2 separate regions of the Homo sapiens genome follow, and region 2 is linked to region 1. The links are chromatin loops, found by intact Hi-C in ENCODE. Cell type or tissue: IMR-90. All regions are shown on one strand. Links, peaks and the distances in the headings refer to the core of each region. The heading gives the core; the rest is flanking DNA. Region 1 holds the start of LINC00445 (long intergenic non-protein coding RNA 445). Region 2 overlaps DCLK1 (doublecortin like kinase 1).

Region 1 (4,392 bases), core at 308-4,307:
AAGGTGAGGCCCAGTCTGTGACCACGGAGGAATTCTGGAATGTGGTGATGACCAACAGGAATTTTATGAGTGTCCCTCTGTGGAGGAGCCTGAGAGAAAGGCTCATGGAGGGCAGAGGGTGGAGGGCGTGGGACCAAGTTCCTTAGATAAGGCTGTGGCCCCATGGTAAGGGTCTGGACGGGGAAGGTCAGTGTTAACCCTTTGAAGGGCCCCCGGGGAGTGGATCAGGTTCAGAGCCCAAGGCTTTCACACATAGGTGTGTTCTAAAGCTGGTAAAGCCTCGGATCATCAGCCAGTGTCAGGTGTCACAGCATAGCCAAGCGACCAGACGAGCAGATGAGACCTTGTTAATCTCCAGTGGTGATGAGTAACCGTTCTCTCTATCACATATCACATACTGGGTGCGTTAGGGGGCCCTTAGGACTCGCTCCATTCTGCCTTACCCCACAGTGACTTGAAGGCACAGCTCCTGTTCCCCAAATGAGTCTCAGTGTGTTGTTCTCATTCCTGCCCTTTGAGTACATCTACCCAACCTACTGATTTCCCTTGTTTAATAGCATTTAAAGCTGGGTGCGGTGGCTCACACCTATAATCTCAGCACTTTGGGATTTTGAGATGGGAGGATTGCTTGAGACCAGGAATTCAAGACCAGCCTGGGAAACATAGCAAGACTCCCATCTCTACAAAAAAAAAATAAAATAAAATATTACCTGGGCACGGTGGTACATGCCTGCACTCCCAGCTACTCAGGAGGCTGAGGCTAGAGGATGGCTTTAGTCCAGGAGATTGAGGCTGCTCACTTGCTATGATCACGCCACTATACTCCAGCCTGGGTGACAGAGTGAGGCACTGTCTCAACAATAAATAAATACATAAAAATAGCATTTAAGCGATGGAGGGAGGGAGATCCTTTAGGCCTTAACCTGTGTTGCTAAACGGACCTTCAGAACTCCACCTAACATGTCAGGGACATCTTGGGAAGGCAGAGTGGAATAATTAAACAAGACTTGGTGCTGATGGCAGACAGGCCCCACTCCAATTCACCTCCACTGCTAGCTCACTCCATCTCACCTCCACTGCTAGCTCACTCCATCTCACCTCCACTGCCAGCTGGGCCTCTTTGAACAGGGCGCATAAGATAATTGAAACTTTCAGCTTATCTCTAGAATGGGGAAAATCATACCTATTTTGCAGACTTTATTCAGAGAGAAAGAAATGCATATAATATGCCTAGCATGGAAATTAATGTCCAATGTAATAGTTTTCTTTTTCCACTTTCCCCTGGAAGTGATTCATCCAGGTGGCGCTAGGAGGGATCTTCGCCGCAGAGGGCATTCGAGAGATGACAACTCTAGACATCCATGCAACTTCTGTTCTTGTGCTCCTGCTGTTTTCAAATTCCACAGTCACAGACTGCACCCTGGAAAACTCAGGACACCCTAGAGTGAACTGCTCTGAAGAACAAAGTTGCTACTTGCTTGCTACCTCTGGTTGCTACCCCTGGTTGTGTTTGGTTGCCACATAATGAAATGATTTTCCTTCCCTCTTTTATTTCCTTTCTTTCTTTTTTTTCTGCTACAAATGGAAAAATAGTTTGATCACCTTGAATCTTTTCACCCTTGGTATTCTCCCCCTTCACACCCGAGCACCGCCCCTTGATAAATGAGAACACGTGTACTGAAATCGCAGACTTCACCCTCCAGACTCATCGTCCTCATGCTCTCAGGGGGGACATGTTTCCTTTCAAACCTCCAGAATAAATTCATCACAGCAGGAAGAAGATTGTTTTTCTTAAAAAAAATCAAATCCTGTATCACAATTATTTCATTTCAGAGGGAAAATGCTCCCCTTCCATCTGAAACTTTCTTCTCTCCAGCTCTGCAGTCTTTGACCGTGGCGATCCGGCACCCTCGGCCCGGCTGCTTTTGCAAAGTCCACACTGATTCATTATTTCAGAGAGCCAAAGGGTGACACATGCATATTTTGAATATTACCCTGTATGTAGATCTGCCTCTGGCTTGACTTAGGGGCTTCTAACTGCCTGATGTATTGGCACTCGCATGCTTTCAATGGTGTTTGCATTTAAAAAATCATCTTCAATTCTTTCATTTGGAGGGTGAACTTTCTGAAAAGGATGCTGGGAACCATGTTATTTCAGTGTTATTTCTCTACTATACCAGCCCCTTTGCAAGCAAACCCCTTTTTCCTTAATGACAACACACAGTGACAAATGCCCAGTGCTGTAAACGTGAAGCTCCTTGGTTTGACTGAGACGGTCTGTAGCTGACATCGAGAAGCAGGACATCTTCCTGAACCAAAACACCTACTCAAGAACTCCTATAAACTTCCTTACGCTTTGTTTTAAGGAAAACCGCCTGACAAGAAGCATACTTGCTCCTCGCTGCCAGGCATCTTTCTGTTTATGTAGCCTTTGTTTACATGTATCCCCTGTTAATAACAATCAATATTTAACAGATGCACTCAGGCATCTTGGAAACTAATTTTCTTTCAAACGCAAGCACTTTCTGGGAAGGAATAAAGGGAGAGGAGAGTAGGGTTGGCAGCCCTCCATCGCGTGACCATTTATTGTCATGGAATGTAGCAGAAGACGGCTCCTGCTATTTCCTTTTGATTTCAGTGTGTAAATCTGCTCTCACCTAAAGCTTGACCGCGTGACAGTGCAGACACACATTAAACTGATTATTTCTGTCTGAGCTGTGTGTAGAATGTGCACTCTAAATTGCACATAAAAATGTTCTCCAAAATAGTACCACCTGCCTGCACGAGGATCATTTTCTTTCACAAAGGCAGACTCAAATGTGTTTCTGTGATTCTGCAGCCTCTGGGCTGATGAGGGTTGTCGCCCTTTCTGTGTCGGGTGCAAGCCGGGCTGGACTGGGGTTGCTGCTCTTCTTAGCCCCCTGCCTTCCACTCCAGAGGGAGATGAGGACTCCGGCGGCCTCACTGTGGTGTCTTTAGTTCTTGCTTAGAAGAGGGTCTCAGATTCCCAGGGAGCAGCTTCTCCTGATCAAAAGGAGAGAGAACAGAGGAAGGCAGGGTGGGTGGGCAGAAGGGGCTGGAGTGGAGCGAGTGGAGAAAAAAGAGGCAGAAGAACATAAAAGTATAGCACAAACCATTGCAGCCCAGGGAAGAGCACCTAGAGAAGAGGGGAGAGAAACGAACCTAGTAAGGAAGACTGAGAAAGGAGGATAAAAGTAAACACTGGGAGAGTGGCTTCATTTTTTACAAGGCAGGATGAAAACTAACCCCAGAAAAGGCAAGATCAAATTATTATGATTTCTCCAGACTAGCCCATGTTTCTCCAAACAAATGCCGTGCCCTTGCCAAGAAAAAGAAGAGAAAGATGTTCAGAAGGAGAAAGAGAGGTGTTTTGTCCGTACAGGGGCAAGCTATGGGATGTCATTCTCAACATAGCGCTTCCCTGACTCACTAACTCACACAAGGACCAGAGTAAAGGAAGTCATCTCATCCCAACTTTGAGGGCTGGGCTTGCAAATGCTTCTAATTTTCTAATATTTGGGGTTATGTGCAGGAATTTTCTTGGTCATGTTATGCTCTGGATACATAGCTTTGCGGATCTAAGCACGGAAGATAGAGGCTGCCCCTTCAGTTATAGTTGAAAAATTGAGGACCACAACTTTTCTGTCATGTCTTTATTAGCTCGGAGGGCTGAGGCTGCTCTGCTCTCTCACAGACTTTGGGACTTTTGGTTTTGGCCCCTAAAAGTCTGGGGCCCTTCATCCTCACCCACAGACTGTGCTTTTTGCTTCTATTTTCCATTTTAGCCAAGCTTCTAAGAAGTAATCTATATCCATCTGGGCTCAGTGGATCATGCCTGTAATCCCTGTCCTTTGCGAGGCCAAGGCAGGAGCATCTCCTTAGGCCAGGAGTTCAAGACCAGCCTGGACATCATAGGGAGATCCCCATCTCTACAAAAAAAAATACAACAAAAAGGCTGGGCACGGTTGCTCATGCCTGTAATCCCAGCACTTTGGGAAGCTGAGGCGGGCAGATCACCTGACATCAGGAGTTTGAGACCAGCCTGGCGGACATGATAAAACTCTGTCTCTACTAAAAAATGCAAAAATTAGCTGGTGTGGTGGTTCCTGCCTGTACTCCCAGCTACTCGGGAGGCTGAGGCAGGAGAATCCCTTGAACCCGGGAGGCAGAGTTTGCAGTGAGCCAAGACTGCACCACTGCACTCCAGCCTGGATGAAAGAATGAGACTCTGTCTCAAAAAACAAAACAAAAACAAAAACAACAAAAAATAATATTCTATATCCCTATTTCTGCATCTGCAGCTCACGTTCCCATATCAGACATCTGTACGTCAGCTTCCCTCTCCCACACCCTGGCAAAGTCTAAGCCCCA
Region 2 (4,392 bases), core at 158-4,157, 72 kb after region 1:
ATTTAATTTTAGAGAGTGTTCTTTCTTTAGGGAACAAAATGAAACTAGATCTCTCATTTGTCTGTATGGGCAAGATATGGTAAACCTCATGATCAAAACACATGCCAGTTAGAAACTTGATCACAGAAATGATGCTCAGTGTTGAAACCCAACAATAAACAAACAAACAAAAACCCCCACTCTAACCAGAGGCATTTAAGCCTCTCCACTGAAGTTCCTGTTTCCCACCAGTTTACGACCCTTAATGTTACTGCATGTATGGTTGCATATTTGAGATGATTAAAAATAAAAGACTGGCTTAAAAGCACCTCCTCCTCTAGTGTGTAATTACATACAAACTAAAGATTCCTTCTGACGTCCTAGGAACCCCATTTGTTACCGTTTCATGTGTAAGCACCATTGAACCAATTTTTAAAGCACATTTGCAGTTATCAAATGTTTAGTGTGTCCTCAAGTTTCATTGATTTGTTTGCCTTTAAGCAAGAAAAGAGTAAAGTGTATTATTTTCCCCTGCTTCTTTTCATATCTGAATTGTCAAAAAATGTTAATTTTGGAAGTGCTTTTAATCACTATTTTCCCCAACAGACTAGAATGGCTCCATGAAATTTGACAATTAAGTAAGGAAATCTTTATCCCCAAAAGAAGCACGTATCTTACCCTCTAAACTGCATGCAAAGTAAGGGTCTGTGTGAGAGTATTTTCCCCAAACTCCTAATGGACATGGCAGACAATGTGTAGAAAAATCTGAGTTTTGAACTGACCAACTTCAAGTCTTTTAAAATCTTTGGGCAAAAAAAAATATCATGTAGCAGTTAAAAAAATTATTGACTTACAAATTATAGAAAAGATATGTTATCTACAATATATGCCAGGTGACCCATTAAATTTAAAAAATGTGTGCGAATGAGTAACTACATTAAAACTACCATCTTGGATCTTGGTGCTTTCCAAAATTCTGAAATCACTATTAAGGAGGGACCATACCAGATTTTTTTGTTGTTCTTTTCCTTGGAGAATGGGGAAGAAGTTGGAAAGAGAAGGAAGTAAACCTTCACTCTTTGGTACAGCCCTGTATAGCAAACTTCAGCCTGGGGCACATTTTTATGGTCAAATTAAAAACCTTTGAGAATAGGAGTTTATCATAGAAATGCTGACAGATCCTAACCCAGAGAAGGGCTAAGAGCAACACAGTAATATTAAGAAAGCTCTCCCTCAGCACGATTGAGCTTCAGCGCAAGGGATAGAGTTGTCTAGTGGACGCCCTTGGCCAGTAAACAACCATGATTTAATGTGCTTGAGACTTGGTCATATGGGAGCTCTGTGACCCTCTAAGCCAAATTTTCTTTTCTTTTTGTTTTCAACTGAAATATGCCTCAAAGGGTAAAGGATTGCAATTTTAGCCTTCATTCATGGATATATTGCTTTCTTTCAACAATATCTGATGGGCCTGTTAACTGCCACCCATGGGGAGCAGGTTGCAGGAAGGTCTCATTGAACACAAAACACCAAGTGTTTTCAGTAGTTTATTCACATTTTTTTTTCTCTGCTTATTTTAATATGCACCACGTGTAAGTTAGATGAGGGCTACGGTAAAAACATTTTTGATGACTGAAATCTTACTTTTCCTTCTAACGATCTGGAGCAAATCACATATTCATTGATCATGACGAATAAAATGATTTCTGCTACAATGTTGAGAAAAAATGTGTTCATTAATATGAACACATGTCTACAGAGATGATTTACACGATGCAAGTAATGAAAGAGTTCTTCCTTAACTAGTCTACTATCAAACTGAAAAGATGAATCTTAAAATTCCCTTGAAAATACCATATGATTGGTCATGTGTCAGTAAAAGAAAGACGGTCCCCATCACCAGGCCACCACCATAAGAGAGCTATATTAAATACTTGGGAAAAAATATGGAAACACCGGTGGTGATGATTAAATTGATAATTACATAGATACACTGCCATAATGATACATATTTGTTCTATGATAAGTGAAATCAAAAATAAGATCAATTTGGTTATAGAAATTCCTTAAAGAACACCACCACTTAATTATTTCAAACTTGAACTATCCCAAGAATGTCGAGAAAAAAATTAGAAAGCACTGGCTAAAAGCAAAGCAATCTGGATACACCAATGTAGTCAGCATGCCTTGTGCTTGTCTGTTAACCCTCTGAGTACATCTCTGACATTCAGGATCTTGGTAGCTTAATGTTAGAAAGATTGCATTCCATCTGATTACTCAAGATTTCTACTTGACTGGTCACATTCCACTGTTTATTCAGCATAGATCACTCAAATTCTACAGTGATGTGCTGGGATCCCCATGCTGAATGGGCCCTGCATTCTTCTGAGCTGCCCTTCTGCAGTGTGCTGAGAAACACCCCCTAGCTTCACACGGTCCAGAGTCCCCCTAGACGTCGATGGGAAAAGGCCTGAGCCATGCACCGCAGGCTCAGTACACTAGATGCTGTAGCAATATAGTTAATGCCCACAGAAAAAGCAGTAATTCAGAGAAAGAAAGGAAAATGACAGTCCACTGCAGGTAGGTCTCTGCCCATTGCATTCTTCACACTTTTAGAGTTGAGGCCAGGCTGTAGAGCTACTCCATAGCCTTGGAATAGTGCTTTGCTTTATATTTCTAGAGAAAGCAGTAATTTCCAACTAGTTCAGTGTTCCTCATTAATATGGAATCTACCTACACACCAACACTCTTTCTGGTGTTCTGTGCCCCCTACCCCCACCTCCCCCCCAAAAACAACTCAACTAATTTACTGATTTATGCTACTTTGTGATTTTGCGTGTTATCACTTCCGGATGCTCTAAAAGGGGGGGAAAAAAACCTCAATAAACGATATGCTTTTTACATGTCAGGACAACACAGACCACAGAGATGAACCTAAATGTAAAAGAGCAAAAAATTTTGGTGATGGTGTTGCAAAAGTAATGACATGTGATTTAAAAATCCATATTAATGTAGACCATAGTTTCAGGGTTGAAGAGTAAAAATGCAGCAAGTGAAGATCAATGTGCATTTGAAAATAAAGGACTATAGAAACGTTGTTCACAAATTTTAAGACTCTCAGGTATTAAAGTATATTCAAAACAGAGAACATAGGTACTGTTCAGCCACCAGATGCAAATTTCATGAGATATCCCTCTCTGGTTGTCTCGTGGATCCCAGAGCCCAGCAAACCTTGGGAATACATTTGAGTTGGGCACCTGCCTCTAAGACACCCCAGGAGAATCCTCTCTGAGCACTGTGGTGATGCACAGAACCTGTGAATCCCCATTCTAAAATGGAATCTGTTCCAGAAGAAACTCAGGCCTGGAGACACTGCACTAGGGAGATAGATTTGGTAACAAGAGTGAAAATACAGGTCTCAGACAGGACTTGGCCCAAAGACAGAAAAAACACTCTGACCTCCTGGACAGCTAAAGACAGTGGTATTTAAAAAAAATCATTTTAGGGGATGGAGGTTTTATCCTCAGGGGTATCATCTAGGTCTTTCATCCTGATCTTCCTAGGAGACTATATAGGTAACCTAAAGGTGCACATGGAATTGTCTTGCCAGTGGTTTATTCACTGAAAACTTATTGTTAGAACATTCTGGATTGTGTTCCCAGTGTGCTTTCTCCTCAGCCATCTTGCAAAGCAACTGCCTCCAGTCCCCTTGTGCCCCAGCTCTCCTATGTGTGGATTTCATACTAGATGTAGATTGCACAGTGATGACCACAGTGCGTGGAAAAGCAGGTGAGAAAAATCACAGGATCTTATTCCCTCTTTCTGTTTGAAATTCCAGCCCTGCAGAGCACCGGGCAATTTATTGCTCTTTTCCACCAGTTGTTTCTTTCCTGTAGATGTCTGACACTGAGTAGAGAGACCCTCACTCACCAAGCACAAGACAAGCTGTGGTGACTCCCTGAGAGTCTGCGCTGGCGCTAGCAGCAGCTGATATGGAAGCAGCATTTCTGGGGCGTCATCAGTACATCTTCATGTGGAGACAATTTGGGGGGCACCATCTATTTCCTGGGTCAAGCTCTTTGCCACAAACCCAATTCCCTCCACTTGGGATGCAGAACTCACTGCAACTGACAGTCATATCTCTAATGAAAAAAAAAATCTGTTTCTGAATAGGATTGTGAAGAAGAAAGAACCGTGCGTGTGTCGAAGTTATAAACCTGCCACGTTCTAAACCCACAGAAAAGGACAAACAAGATATCATTCTAAATGTCCTTCTTTTCTGGACATTTCAGCATCTAACAACACCCCTTGATCTGCAGTAAAATCAAGAAACATGTGTGTATACATCCAAAGGCCTGAAAAATTCCCAAACAAGAATTCTCAATAAAATTCTATGCACTCAGAGGGTTAACAAGT

What was found. A loop is a pair of places that touch in the nucleus more often than their neighbours do. Peaks named below come from ENCODE experiments on the same cell type or tissue, not always from the same donor. Only the 100,000 strongest peaks of a DNase experiment are listed, where the experiment ranks them.
Region 2: it touches region 1 in a loop (4-fold over the local background); 2 of 110 quality-filtered maps call a loop at or near these places.

What each region holds. Positions count from the first base shown.
Region 1 is chr13:35,697,451-35,701,842 of GRCh38, forward strand. It overlaps LINC00445 (long intergenic non-protein coding RNA 445), which reads left to right and starts at 277. Exons shown (of 2, transcript NR_132115.1): 1 at 277-401; 2 at 1,289-1,806. It overlaps LOC124903224 (a long non-coding RNA gene), which reads right to left and starts at 4. Exons shown (of 2, transcript XR_007063891.1): 1 at 1-4. RefSeq lists an enhancer at 1-223. In IMR-90, for the core only: no CTCF peak of the experiment used is centred there; DNase peaks (open chromatin) are centred at 1,971, 2,571 and 3,431; H3K4me3 peaks cover 1,098 bases; H3K27ac peaks cover 3,615 bases.
Region 2 is chr13:35,769,830-35,774,221 of GRCh38, forward strand. It overlaps DCLK1 (doublecortin like kinase 1), which reads right to left. Exons shown (of 17, transcript NM_001330071.2): 17 at 1-4,392. Among named protein-coding and RNA genes, the nearest start is that of LINC00445, 74 kb to the left of the region's middle. In IMR-90, for the core only: no CTCF peak of the experiment used is centred there; a DNase peak (open chromatin) is centred at 2,352; H3K27ac peaks cover 882 bases.